Regions from separate parts of the Homo sapiens genome. Here region 1 is linked to region 2. The links are chromatin contacts, found by Hi-C or POLR2A ChIA-PET in ENCODE. All regions are on one chromosome and are shown on one strand. The core of a region is the stretch at or near the end of the contact, and the rest is flanking DNA. Distances in the headings are between cores, read along the strand shown. Region 1 has its middle 99 kb from the start of EPC2. Region 2 overlaps MBD5 (methyl-CpG binding domain protein 5).

Region 1 (5,582 bases), core at 1,726-4,225, 36 kb after region 2:
TATCAAGTTGCTTACTTACTTCTCAGGGCCAGCTAGGTGCCTAGAATTCCCCTTGAGGAAACCCAGGAGTTTCCTTTGTTTCCATGTTTTTTGGCGATGGCGAGGTGCCTGCTAGGCCTCTAAGAGGGTTCCCTCCTTTGTCTCATTCTCACAGCAATCCACAGCAGCAAAGGCCGGGCACAAGTTTCCTATCAGCCCCTTGGAAGGTGACACTTAATCTTGTGTCCGGAACTTCAAGTTAATGTCATTCAAAGCAGGATGGTGTGACATTAGGAAAAACTGTCTGGGTCGAAATGGTGCCAGGGTATGCCAATGTTTCCACCTTCTGAGAGACCCCTCGTACCACTGCCTGCCTCCTGCATTCCAAACAACACGGGTGACTGCAGGATCCGGGGTCCCCTCCCTTTTCTCTCAAAATAAGGAAACGGAGATCCAAAAAGGTTTAATAGCTCATTCCACCAGTTAGGGAGAATGCTCACTCAGCCTTGGGTTTGTTAGAAGAGTCTTGGTTACTTACAAAGATTTATCTCTTTGTTGTAAAAAACACAGTGGCTTGAAGGATATGAAAATTTATGACATAGGAGGCTGAGTTGGGCTTATCACTTGAGGTCAGGAGTTTGAGATCAGCCTGGCCAAAATGATAAAACCCATCTCTATGAAAAATACAAAAATTAGCCAGGCGTGGTGTTGGGAGCCTGTAGTCCCAGCTACTCGGGAGACTGAGACAGGAGAATCGCTTGAATCCGGGAGGTGGAGGTTGCAGTGAGCCGAGATTGTACCACTGCACTCTAGCCTGGGCAACAGAGTGAGACTCTGCCTCAAAAAAAAAAAAAAAGAAAGAAAGAAAAAAGGATGAAAATTTATCCTTGAGGGGAATTGAGCGATAAGGTGGCCTTCAGGGTTGTTTGATCTGTCAGCTCAACACTGCTGCCGAGGACTTGGGCTTCTCCCAGCTTTCTGCTCTGCTGCTTAGCACATTGGCTTCATCCTGAAGCTGGTTTTCTTCCAGGTTGCAGCATGGTTGCTGGTGGTACCTGAGGCCACCTCCTTTCTCCCTCCTGTCTAGCTGAGTAGGAGAGTAGGGAGAACAGTTCTCAGAGACCCACCAAACCTCTCCTTCTATGCCGCGTCCTTCTAGAACTAATCATCGGCAGGAAGGTTGGGCTCACTCTGATGGGCTGAGACTAATCAGGGCTGGAGGTGGGAATGGGTCACCTTCCCTTGAGACACAGGGCTGTGTGTGAGGAGATGACACCTGCATGAAATCAAGCGGTTATTTTAGGAAACAGCAAAGGAGCAAGAGATTCTGGGTGACCATCCCAGGGCCCAGTACAAGCTCTGACTGTGATGGACACTACAGGGCTACAGAAAAATATTGTTTTATTTACTTTTTAAACACTTTATCATGGAAATTTTCAAACATATAAAAAGTGGACAAAATAGCATAACAGATCATCCTGTACACATAATCCAGTCTCAATAATTATCAACTCAGAGCCTATTTTTTAAATCAATTTTCCTGCCCACGTTCCTCTCCAATGTATTAAAATCTCAGATATCAGCCAGGCACAGTGGCTCAGGCCTATAATCCCAGAACTTCGGGAGGCCAAGGCAGGCAGATTTCTTGAGCCCAGGAGTTCAAGCCCAGCCTGGGCAACATGGCAAAACCCCATGTCTACAAACAAACAAAAATTGGCTGGGCATGGTGACACACACCTGTAGTCCCAGCTACTTTGGAGGCTGAGGTGAGAGGTTTGCTGCTTGACTCTAGGAGGTCCAGGCTATAGTGAGCCAAGATCGTACCACTGCACTCCAGCCTGGGTGTCAGAGTAAGACTCTGTCTCAAAACAAAACAAACATCCCAGACATCATATCATTTCAGCATGTAACTTTATTTCATGCATGTAACTTTAAAAGACAAATTATTTCAGCATGTAACTTTAAAAGACAAAGACTCTTTTTAAGACAAAATCATAGCTCACCTAAAAAGTGATTAATCAAAACTAATTAAAAGTAATTTCTTAACATCTTCAAATTATGTAGTCAGTGTTCAAATTTCCAACTTTCTTATATGTGACAAAATTTCTTTCTGCAATGCATTCAAGGGTAAGTTCTTAGAGATCAGTCTTGTCCTTATCTTTCAAAATAAGGAAATAGAGATCCAAAAAGGTTTGATAGCTTACCCCAAGGCCATTAGATTTATTTTAATTGATCATTTTATCCTGCCTTTTTTCTTGATGTATTTGAGGCAGATCATCACGCAGTGGAAGACCCAAAAATTCATTCATTCATTTAGCAAATGTGGTTTGAGCATCAGCTCTGTGCTTAATTCGGCCAGTGTGGTCACAGCACTGGGATCTGTAATCAGAAGACGTAAGCTTCTACTCACAGGGCTTCTGCCTATGACATTAGGCAAGTCTCCCCTGTCCATCTGTCTTGGTGCCTGAAATCCCCATGAGAGTCACTCTTTTGAGTTAGGGAGTTGTGGGAGGCCCCCCTTATGAATGTACACACATATTACTTTACTGGATAGTTGTTCTTTCGGGATGCCGACATTGAACACTCGTCCTATTTTGGAGAAATCCTAGAATAGGTGGTGGGGATGGGGCAGTGGGGGAGAAAGGGCTCCTCCCTCACTACAGAAACAAATGGATGCATGGTCTTTTCCCATTCCAGGCAGCTAGAGAGGGACGCTGGGTCTGGGGCTTGCAATCAAGTGCCGCAGCCCGAATCATCAAGCTTGAAGGAGTGACACAAAGGCCTGGGGCCACTGAAGATGACCCACGGGTGCCTCTGCCAAGGCCAGTCCAGGGCAGTTGTGTTGAGTGTCCAGAGCCACCAGGGTGGCACCAAGATGATGGTCCCCCAGGAGCCACCTCTGCTCAGCCTGGCCTTGTCTGCTTCCACAGCAACGTGGTTCCTTCCCATCCGTCCATGCTGTGAGCTGCCTGTCCTTCCAGTAAGTGACATTTCTGCTTAAATTGCCTAGTCACTTCCTGCAGTTGGCAACCAACATCTCTGACTAAAGGAGTCCATTGAGAACAACAATCTAGTAACATGATAGGTGTTTTCCAACATTGTTCTGATTGGCTTATCAAGTTCAATAGTTGTCATCTATTAAGAAATAAAATAGAACCCAAGGCAAGGCACTTGACACTGCTGGGGACATGAGAGGTTCAGAGCTGTGGAGACCCATGGCCAGGACCTGGAAGTCTAGTGTGCTACCCTAGAATGCTGGGGGACCAGGCGTGTGGGGGAACCTTCACCTCCTTTCCAAATTTGCTGAGGGATGACCCTGAAGAACGGGCCAGTGTGGAACAAGGATTTATGCCAGTGCCCAGCACTGTGCCTGGAAGGAGGAGACACATGGTTCCCTAGAGCCCCAGACAGAGCAACCTGCTCTACCCACTCCAACCCATTCATTCTCTGCTGGACCCACAGCAGAGTCCCCTGGGGACAGAGATCGGTAGGATGATCTTGGGGATTATACTATAGATGGCTGCCGGGAATGGTGTTTCCTTCTGGATCCGAGGGAGCTTGGAGCTGTACCTGCTTTCCTTAGGGTGTATGAGTGGGCAGTATCTAGCCAGGGCCTGGGCTCAGCTCCCACAGGAAGCAGCTCCACACCCCCCAGGCAGTTCTACCAGTCCCCTTGCTGGGGTGTCTGTTAGCCTGGACTTGGGACCACAGCTCAGGGATATGGCTCCAAATGCCATAACCCTGGCTTCTCCCATGTGCTCATCCACTTCTAAGCCACATGAAGCAAGACCATCAGCTGGCTGAGCAGAACACCCACTGCCCTTCCAGCCTCAGGCAGGAAGTTGCTTAATGAACTCCTAAATAGTTACCCACAATAACCAGATTTCCTACACAGAGTCTGTGGTTTCCTGCCCTCCAGAAGGTGCTCCCAGCCCTCCTCCCCCATGTTCCTCACTGCCCATGAGTCTTCCTGGGCTCAGGTGCACCCCTCCTTCCCTCAACCTCCCATCTCCTCATTCTTGCGCTACTTCCTCACTCTTTGCTCTTATTTTCTTCCTAACCTGTGCCCTTATTGTTTGTCTGTTTTCTGAAAATATTTCCACTCTCAAGGGATTTTGTGGCTATCCCTGGATCTCCTTGCTGTTGCACTAATAGCTCAGAGGGCATACCCATCTTTAGCCCTAACCCCAATTTCTCCCAGATCCAGTGATGTTATAGTTGAATGACATCCCCTTAAAAAGATATGTTGACATCCTAATCCCTGGTACCTCAAAGTGTGGTGTTATTTGTAAACTTGCAGACATAGTTAAGAAGTTGTACTGGAGTACGGTGGGCCCCTGATCCAATGCTACTAGTGTCCTTCTAAGAAGACAGCCATGTGAGGACACAGGCAGCTGAATAAATGAATGACTGCCTACATGGAGGAGCTAAAACTCCTCCATGCTGGCAGGGGCAAGAGAGGGAGTGGCAGGACTGGAAACAGTGAATACAGTGGCCAAGTGACAGAGAATGAAAAAAAGCTAATTTTTCATTTGTCTAATGAATCCAAGTGAGAGCTATAGTGAACGCAAGGCCTCCCTGGGTTCTTTTCCATCTTGTGATCGCCATTTCTCTGCTGCTAGAGGACATCAAATCCTTCGCTCTCAACTTGGCACAACCAGGTGAGCCCACCCAGGTGGTTGCCATCCAGCACTCCGGCCTGGCGTCTCCAAGGTCGACCCTAGCCAGCACAACCAATGCATCTGATGGTTCCAGACCCGAACAAGGAGGCTGAACATGAGCCTTGGGAGGCGGAGGTGGGGCGGGGCGTGGGGTTCATGTGCTGCATGTTTGGAGGCTGAAGTGCTCTCCCTCACACTCTGGGCCTGAGTGCTGCACTCACAGTGAAGCTTTACCATTTATGAGGCTCCTGCTACTGCAAGGTATGGCCAAGACTCATCCGTAGACACACATTAGCAACTCTAAGGCAGAAATCAGTGCCATGGAACTGGGCAGTGGGCCACTGGAATTCAGAGAAAGAAGACGTCAGTACTGTGGAGGGCATGGTGGGTAGATGTCAAGAGACCCAGAAGTAGCCCTTGAAGGGAGAGTGGCCCTAGAATCCCCCTCTCTAGAATCCCCCTCCCTAGAAGCCACCTCCCTAGAAGCTCCCTCCCTAGAAGCCCCCTTTCTTCAAGGGCAGCTTCTTGAGTGGCAGGCATTTCATGGGAGGACAGCAAAGACATGGGTGTGGGGATAAGTTTAGAAGACAGTCAGCCCCTGGCTGTACATGAGCAAACAAATAGCTCCAGGACAGACAATGCCAAGGTGGATGGTATCTGGACCTTCCCACCCAGGAACAAATGTGTCCTTGATGCCAAGAGATGCAGAAGGGCTGCTTTCTGAGTTAAAGAGGGAAGCATTGGCCTTTTTTCTATTTGGATGAATAACATCCTGATCGTTTTGGTAACTTCAAATAAAATATAAAGGCAGAAATAATATAGCATCAGCCAAGTTATTATTAAAAAATAACAGAATGCAGTCATTGGCAGTGTTGGACCAGAAATACAATCCCCCTGAGGAGCTGACATTATCCATGGGCTGGTAGAGGGGCCTCTCACTTG
Region 2 (5,955 bases), core at 3,323-5,822:
GATTGTTCAGGAGCCATGGCAGAATACAAGGGAGAACGAGGACCCAAACCAGGAGCTGGTGGAGTTGGGGATGAGGATGGAAAAGAAGGAATGTGGTCAAGAAATACTTAGGAGGTAAAATAGACAGAACATGGGGTGATTGATCAGAATGTAAAGGAAAGGGAACAAAATCAAGGACAGCTCTCAGGTTTTCAGCTTGGGAGACTTGGTAGGTTGTAGAAACACTGACTGAAGTGGAGGTTACAGGGGGAAGCTGTTCAGTACAGTTTGGGGTGCCTGTAGGATAGGCTGGACATACGTGTCTGAAACTGGGGAGAAGTGGTATTTGACAGTATACAAATGACTGCAGTCACACAAAGATACTTTGACCAATTTGAAGAATAGTAGGCTAAGGATTGAACATGCAATAGAATGAAGAAGATGGGAAGAATGGTCAGTGAGGAGGAGGAGAATCAGGGAAAGTAGACAGAGTCTCAGAAGTCAAAGACTGATAAAATGATCAACAGAGGTGCAGTAAGACAAGAACTGAAAAATCCCCATCAGATTGGGCAATTTGAAGGTCACTGGTAAACTTCAGTGAGAACAGTTTCCAGTAGAGTGATGGGTATACACACAAAATGGCTATTAAATAAGAATAAGGAAATAGGGAGAGGAGATGTAGATTATTTACTCTTCTTTCTACCCATAATGTGAAAAATTCCTGAAAAATAACGAAGAAAGAATTTTTAAAATGACAAAGATTTGACTACTTTTGTAGACTGAGGGGAAGAAGAAAAGAGGAAAAGGCTGAAAAAGGAAGGTGTCATTTGGAGCAAGATAATTAAGAGGTTGGTTTTTCACCTGGACTCAAGTCCTGTTTCTACCACTTCATAGCTGTGTGTTCGTAATCTCCCTGGGCCTAAATTCTTCATTTCTAAAATGGGCATAATCCTATTTTAGGATTGTTATAACATAGATAATATAGAGAGAGCCTCAGCACAGTACTTGGCACATGGCATTTAGTAAATAGCTATTTTTCTTATAAAGATACAGGTGAAAGAAAGAAAATTATCTGTTATTTTTGCCAGTTGAAACATTCTACCACCATATTAGATGTTTGGTATTTTATATAGTCATTTTAATCCTCAGTATCCTCAATCAAACTGTACAACAAATAAATATCTTTAAACATATGTTCTAATTATATCCTAGTAGTAACATATTTATTTAATACATTACTTAGGGCAATTTTGTACTTAAAAGCAGAAATAGCTTTATTAAAGAAAAATTCCACAGCTTTTACATATGTTATAGTTTTCATTTAAGCGAGGAGCAAATCTTCTGTCTATATGTACGTATACATTTCTTGGGAAACCTGATTTTTTGTGAAGCTGGAAAACAATAAAGTGATTAAGTAAATCACATTTTCACTTTAAAACCAAGGAATGATACTTACCATGTTAAATTTCCTGAGATCTGCATACATTCCCCATGGATTCAGTTTCAGAGCTCAGGGTTTTTGACTTTTAGGTCTCACCCAAATTTGTTACATACTGTATGAAGTGAGTCACTTAAACTCTGAACTGACAGTGTAGAACAACTTGCAATTTCTCATTTCCCTTCTATTTCTTGTACTACTCATAGAGGTGTACCTGGCTTTTTAAAAAATTAGTGAAGATAAAGATAATGTGTGACAGTGTAGGCAATGAAGTTGAGAAGTGGCAATTATCTCCATTAATAATTAGAAATGTGATTATATGAACATCTATTACTTAATCAAGTAGGTTTTAGAGTGTCCATTAGTAAAAATGTTTATTATTAAATGTCAGCAGGGAATAGAAAATAGTAGAAGAAACTCCACAGGGAGGCCCTCTGGACTGAAAGACTGAATTTTGACTAATTGTTCATTTCTTGAATTCATAGAGCTTTTTCTTCCTCTTTTAAGTTCATTCTTCCCTGACCTGACCAGTAGCTGGTCTGCAGATATGACATCTGGGAGAGTCTCTCTTTACCTCTCAAATCTCATGATATATACAAATAATTTCATGCCCCACATCTATGTATTTATTTTCTCTTCCAAAAGTAGTCATTTCTCCCTCTATTAACTACTAAGTTGTGTTAAAGGTGAAACATTATACTAATTTAGCTTGAATTAATGCAAGGTGTTTACAAATATTTTAAATATCTTGAAGAATGAGATGACAAAACTCATGAAATTGTTTTTTCCAACAAGTAATGCTGAATCGTTTTTGTGCTTGAATGGTAATTGTTATTGCAATTTTTCATGGTTAGGTAAAAATCTTTTACCCATGACTATCACTTTTGAAAACTATAGTCAAATATCCATTTTCTTCATTACAAAATTAGAATTAATTTCACCAATTCTTAAAAAGTCATGAAGTATCACATACAAACAGTTGTCATAATACCTATTCCATCAAATTATTGTAAGGATTAAATGAGATAATGTATATAGAGTTTTAATACAATACTTGGGCCGGGCGCGGTGGCTCACGCCTGTAATCCCAGCACTTTGGGAGGCCGAGGCGGGCAGATCACGAGGTCAGGAGATCGAGACCATCCTGGCTAACACGGTGAAACCCCGTCTCTACTAAAAATACAAAAAATTAGCCGGGCGCGGTGGCGGGTGCCTGTAGTCCCAGCTACTCGAGGGGGCTGAGACAGGAGAATGGCGTGAACCCGGGAGGCGGAGCTTGCAGTGAGCCGAGACTGCGCCACTGCACTCCAGCCTGGGCGACAGAGCAAGACTCCGTCTCAAAAAAAAAAAAAAAAAATTCTTGGCACATAGACATTTTTTAATAAATAACAGGTATTTCTTTTACTAAGATTAAATGTGAGAGAACCAAGGTTCTCTGGAGGTTTTTCATTAAAACATTGTAACTTCATTTTAAATATTTGGAACTTTATATAGTCAATTTTAAACTCCTAAGATATTTTAATCAAAATTTATAATAAATAAATGTCTTATAAAACTTGTTAATACGTCAAACTTATGTTCATACAAAAGAAATAGTGAGGATAAATTTATTTAACACATTACACACAGTGCGATATTGTCAGGCAACGTGGCAATGATAATACTGTCAGAACCCTTGCCAAGCAGCCTGCAAAAGGGGCCCCAGCCCAGCCTCAGCAAACCCTAGGTGGCCTTGCAGAGTGCTCCCAGGAGCTTGCTTGGCAGACACCTCATTAGGAAAACAACTGAGACTGACTCCATGAGATGACCAGGGCCCCTTGAAACTGGAATGGGTAGGTAAAAGGAAGACAGTACATACATAATAAAAAAACTTCTTATATACCAGTTAGAAGGAATGAATAGATTATACAAACTAGATGGTATTTAAAACAGTTATAAGGAGAAAAAAGAGAAGTATGTATATCATGACACCTTTTGTGTGTGTGTTTAAAAAAAAACACACATAAAACAATACTAGATTAAAGTATAAAAGCAGACTAAAAGTTGAGGGGGGAAGGTGAGGGAAAATGGGACCAGGATAGGTAACAGGGAACTCCAGCTTTATTTTTTTAATATAAAAGACTTAAAGGAATTTATTAACATTTCCTTCCAGCGGGGGAATATATTAGGTTTATTTTATCCTATGTACTCCTCTGCATTTTAAAATTTCTAAAAATAAATGACAAAAATATAAAAGCTAAAGACTAGCTTACAGGGCAGCAAAAGGTAGGGGTTGATGCCATATTCCCCTTATAATTTGGTTAAAACCAATACACTAATTTTTCCCTTCAGTTAAACTGACCTAAGTACGTATATATTTTTTGAAACATAGGACCATCTGGGCCACCTTTGACAAATATTTTTATTTAGCAAATACATAGAGCATCTATGGTATGTCTAGCACTATAGAACTCAGGGGTGGAAAACTCGGAGTTCTCAAAGTGTAGACAGAAACTCAATGTATGCATTGTCCAGTCCTGGTGTGTGAGGAAAAAACCTAGGGAAAGCTATGGTAAACTGAACTAAAGTTCAAAAATGTTTCAAAACACTATGCTAACCAAACTAAATACAACAGTAAGCCAAACTCTCCCACGACTGCAAATTTCCAGTCTCCATGGTAGATGCTAAGATAGGACTTAACTCATGGAAACCCATGCTAACCACCTGTTATGAAAACGTTACCTCCAGCAGCTTTTCTAGTAATTGTCATGACAGGGTAAATGAAAAGAATCACCTTAGCACTTGGAAAAAATGAGTAATTATTTATTGCATAAAGGAGGAAAAACAAGTTAACAGTCAGGATGGGCAAAGTGTACATAACCACAGAGGTGGGTAGCATGGATTTACCTGATTTTAGTTCAACAGCTTCATAGATCTAAGCTTCAAAAATGGCAGATGCACCGTGTGTGTTATTCGGGCCAAACATGTGTAATGGAATGCTAAGTGGAGAGAAAAGGTCAGAGAAGTGATAGGCACCCTGAGGCCGTCATTCTTTATCTGTTCAAATAGTTACCTCATTTTGGCTTTTGGCCCTGGGGGGCAGGCTCCGGAGCCTCAGGTGCGTCAGAGTTAAGCTGTTTCCCACCCCGGAACACGCACCGGCATTTCAGCCTTCACTTGCTCAACTCCAGAGCCAGGACGCTCCAGAGAGGACAGAGGGAGCTCCCTAGTGGCCAGAGCCTGCAGTTCAGCCCCTCCGCCCTTCCTCTGATCACACAGTCAGGCTGACTGAGAAAGAAACAAGAAGCAACACAGGGCCGGCTGGAGCCAGGGAGCATGAGGGGCGTCTCTGGGAGAGGGAACCCGTGGCCCAACTTTCTTCCCAAATCACCAGATTGTGGAAGAAGCATGTGGAAGAGGAAAAAGTCCATCTCCCCGCCCCACAATCTGTTCAACTTTTTTTAGTAGTTCTGTGACTTTAATCATTAGTATTCAGTGATAAGAATCCCAGAGTGATGTTTTGTCATCTGAATTTTCCAAACGCGAGTATAAATTGGCTTTCTCTCGTGGAATTGGTACTTTTGTTTTCTGATTAGGAAATTAAATTGAGTTTTGTTTCTTTAATTTTTTAATCTGGTGTGTTGTTTTCATTAATTCCAGAAGTGGAAAGCTAAATAACCATTTAGAAGCTGCTATTCATGAGGCCATGAGTGAACTGGACAAAATGTCTGGGACTGTAAGTTAATTTATTTTTCCATTATACTACGTTTCTTTGAAAATAAATTGTGTTACACTTTTTGGTAAAGTCTCTTGAGTATTGTCAAACAACTCACATAGCAATACTAAATTACTAGCCTAGAAAAAAAAGACAAATATTAGAAAAGATTCAAAGTCATTTAAGAAAAAGAAACCTACCACATTAACTATGTCTTTCTTCCTGAGATAAGTAATTTTGTTTTGCCACATAACGTTCGTTTAAAATATGAGCAGCAAAATATTGAAGTTCAAACCACAGCTTTCTGCACTTGACTCTGTGAATGGCCATGGCCATTACTGTTGCTTATATATGTAGTAATGCAAACTTTGTTCTGTCCATTGAACCAAAAAGACAGTGGGGTCAAGATCAAGAGTATATAGACCTCTCATATCCCATTTTTATTGAACTGTGCATATAATAGCATTGAGTGTGAGAAGTTTAATCGTTATGCTCCAGTTCACATATTGACTGATGTAAATACTTAAAATATAATTTTGGTAATCTGTTAAAAATGTGAATTGTCTAAGGCTATTTAGCATGAAAAATAATTTCTTTTATTTGACCTTATGTTACAAGGTTATCTGAATCCCAACAAACCATCCAATGACAATTGAATGATGGGATTAGTATAGGTTTTAGAGATTTTGTAATCCAACCAAACCATCATTTCGCAGATGGGTGAATTGAAGCCCTGAGACATTAAATTTCCTGATAAAATTATAGGAAAGATCTAGATTGGGGATTATAAACTCAAATGTTTTCTAGGGCCAGGCAAATTATATCAGTAAGTAAAGTGGGCCAG

What was found. A loop is a pair of places that touch in the nucleus more often than their neighbours do. ChIA-PET counts read pairs that join two places held with the same protein, here RNA polymerase II (POLR2A). Pooled maps may share reads with other maps.
Region 1: a loop to region 2 is called in a pooled map, with 3 times the contacts of the local background. The contact joins two enhancer-like sites. A Hi-C loop is called at or near these places in 4 of 168 maps with a recorded cell type or tissue (CD4-positive, alpha-beta memory T cell, CD8-positive, alpha-beta T cell and naive thymus-derived CD4-positive, alpha-beta T cell), 1 of 37 single-sample maps with no recorded cell type and 10 of 50 pooled maps. POLR2A ChIA-PET finds 5 or more read pairs at or near these places in 8 of 52 experiments (CD4-positive, alpha-beta T cell, CD4-positive, alpha-beta memory T cell, activated CD4-positive, alpha-beta memory T cell and 4 more).

The regions. Positions count from the first base shown.
Region 1 is chr2:148,542,661-148,548,242 of GRCh38, forward strand. No RefSeq gene overlaps it. Among named protein-coding and RNA genes, the nearest start is that of EPC2, 99 kb to the right of the region's middle. RefSeq lists a silencer at 148-341. Within about 2 kb of position 2,976, at least 2 of the 41 ENCODE cell types and tissues checked have a DNase peak (open chromatin) inside an H3K27ac peak, as active enhancers do.
Region 2 is chr2:148,505,004-148,510,958 of GRCh38, forward strand. MBD5 (methyl-CpG binding domain protein 5) reads left to right here. Exons shown (of 14, transcript NM_001378120.1): 13 at 5,057-5,132. Among named protein-coding and RNA genes, the nearest start is that of EPC2, 140 kb to the right of the region's middle. Within about 2 kb of position 4,573, at least 6 of the 41 ENCODE cell types and tissues checked have a DNase peak (open chromatin) inside an H3K27ac peak, as active enhancers do.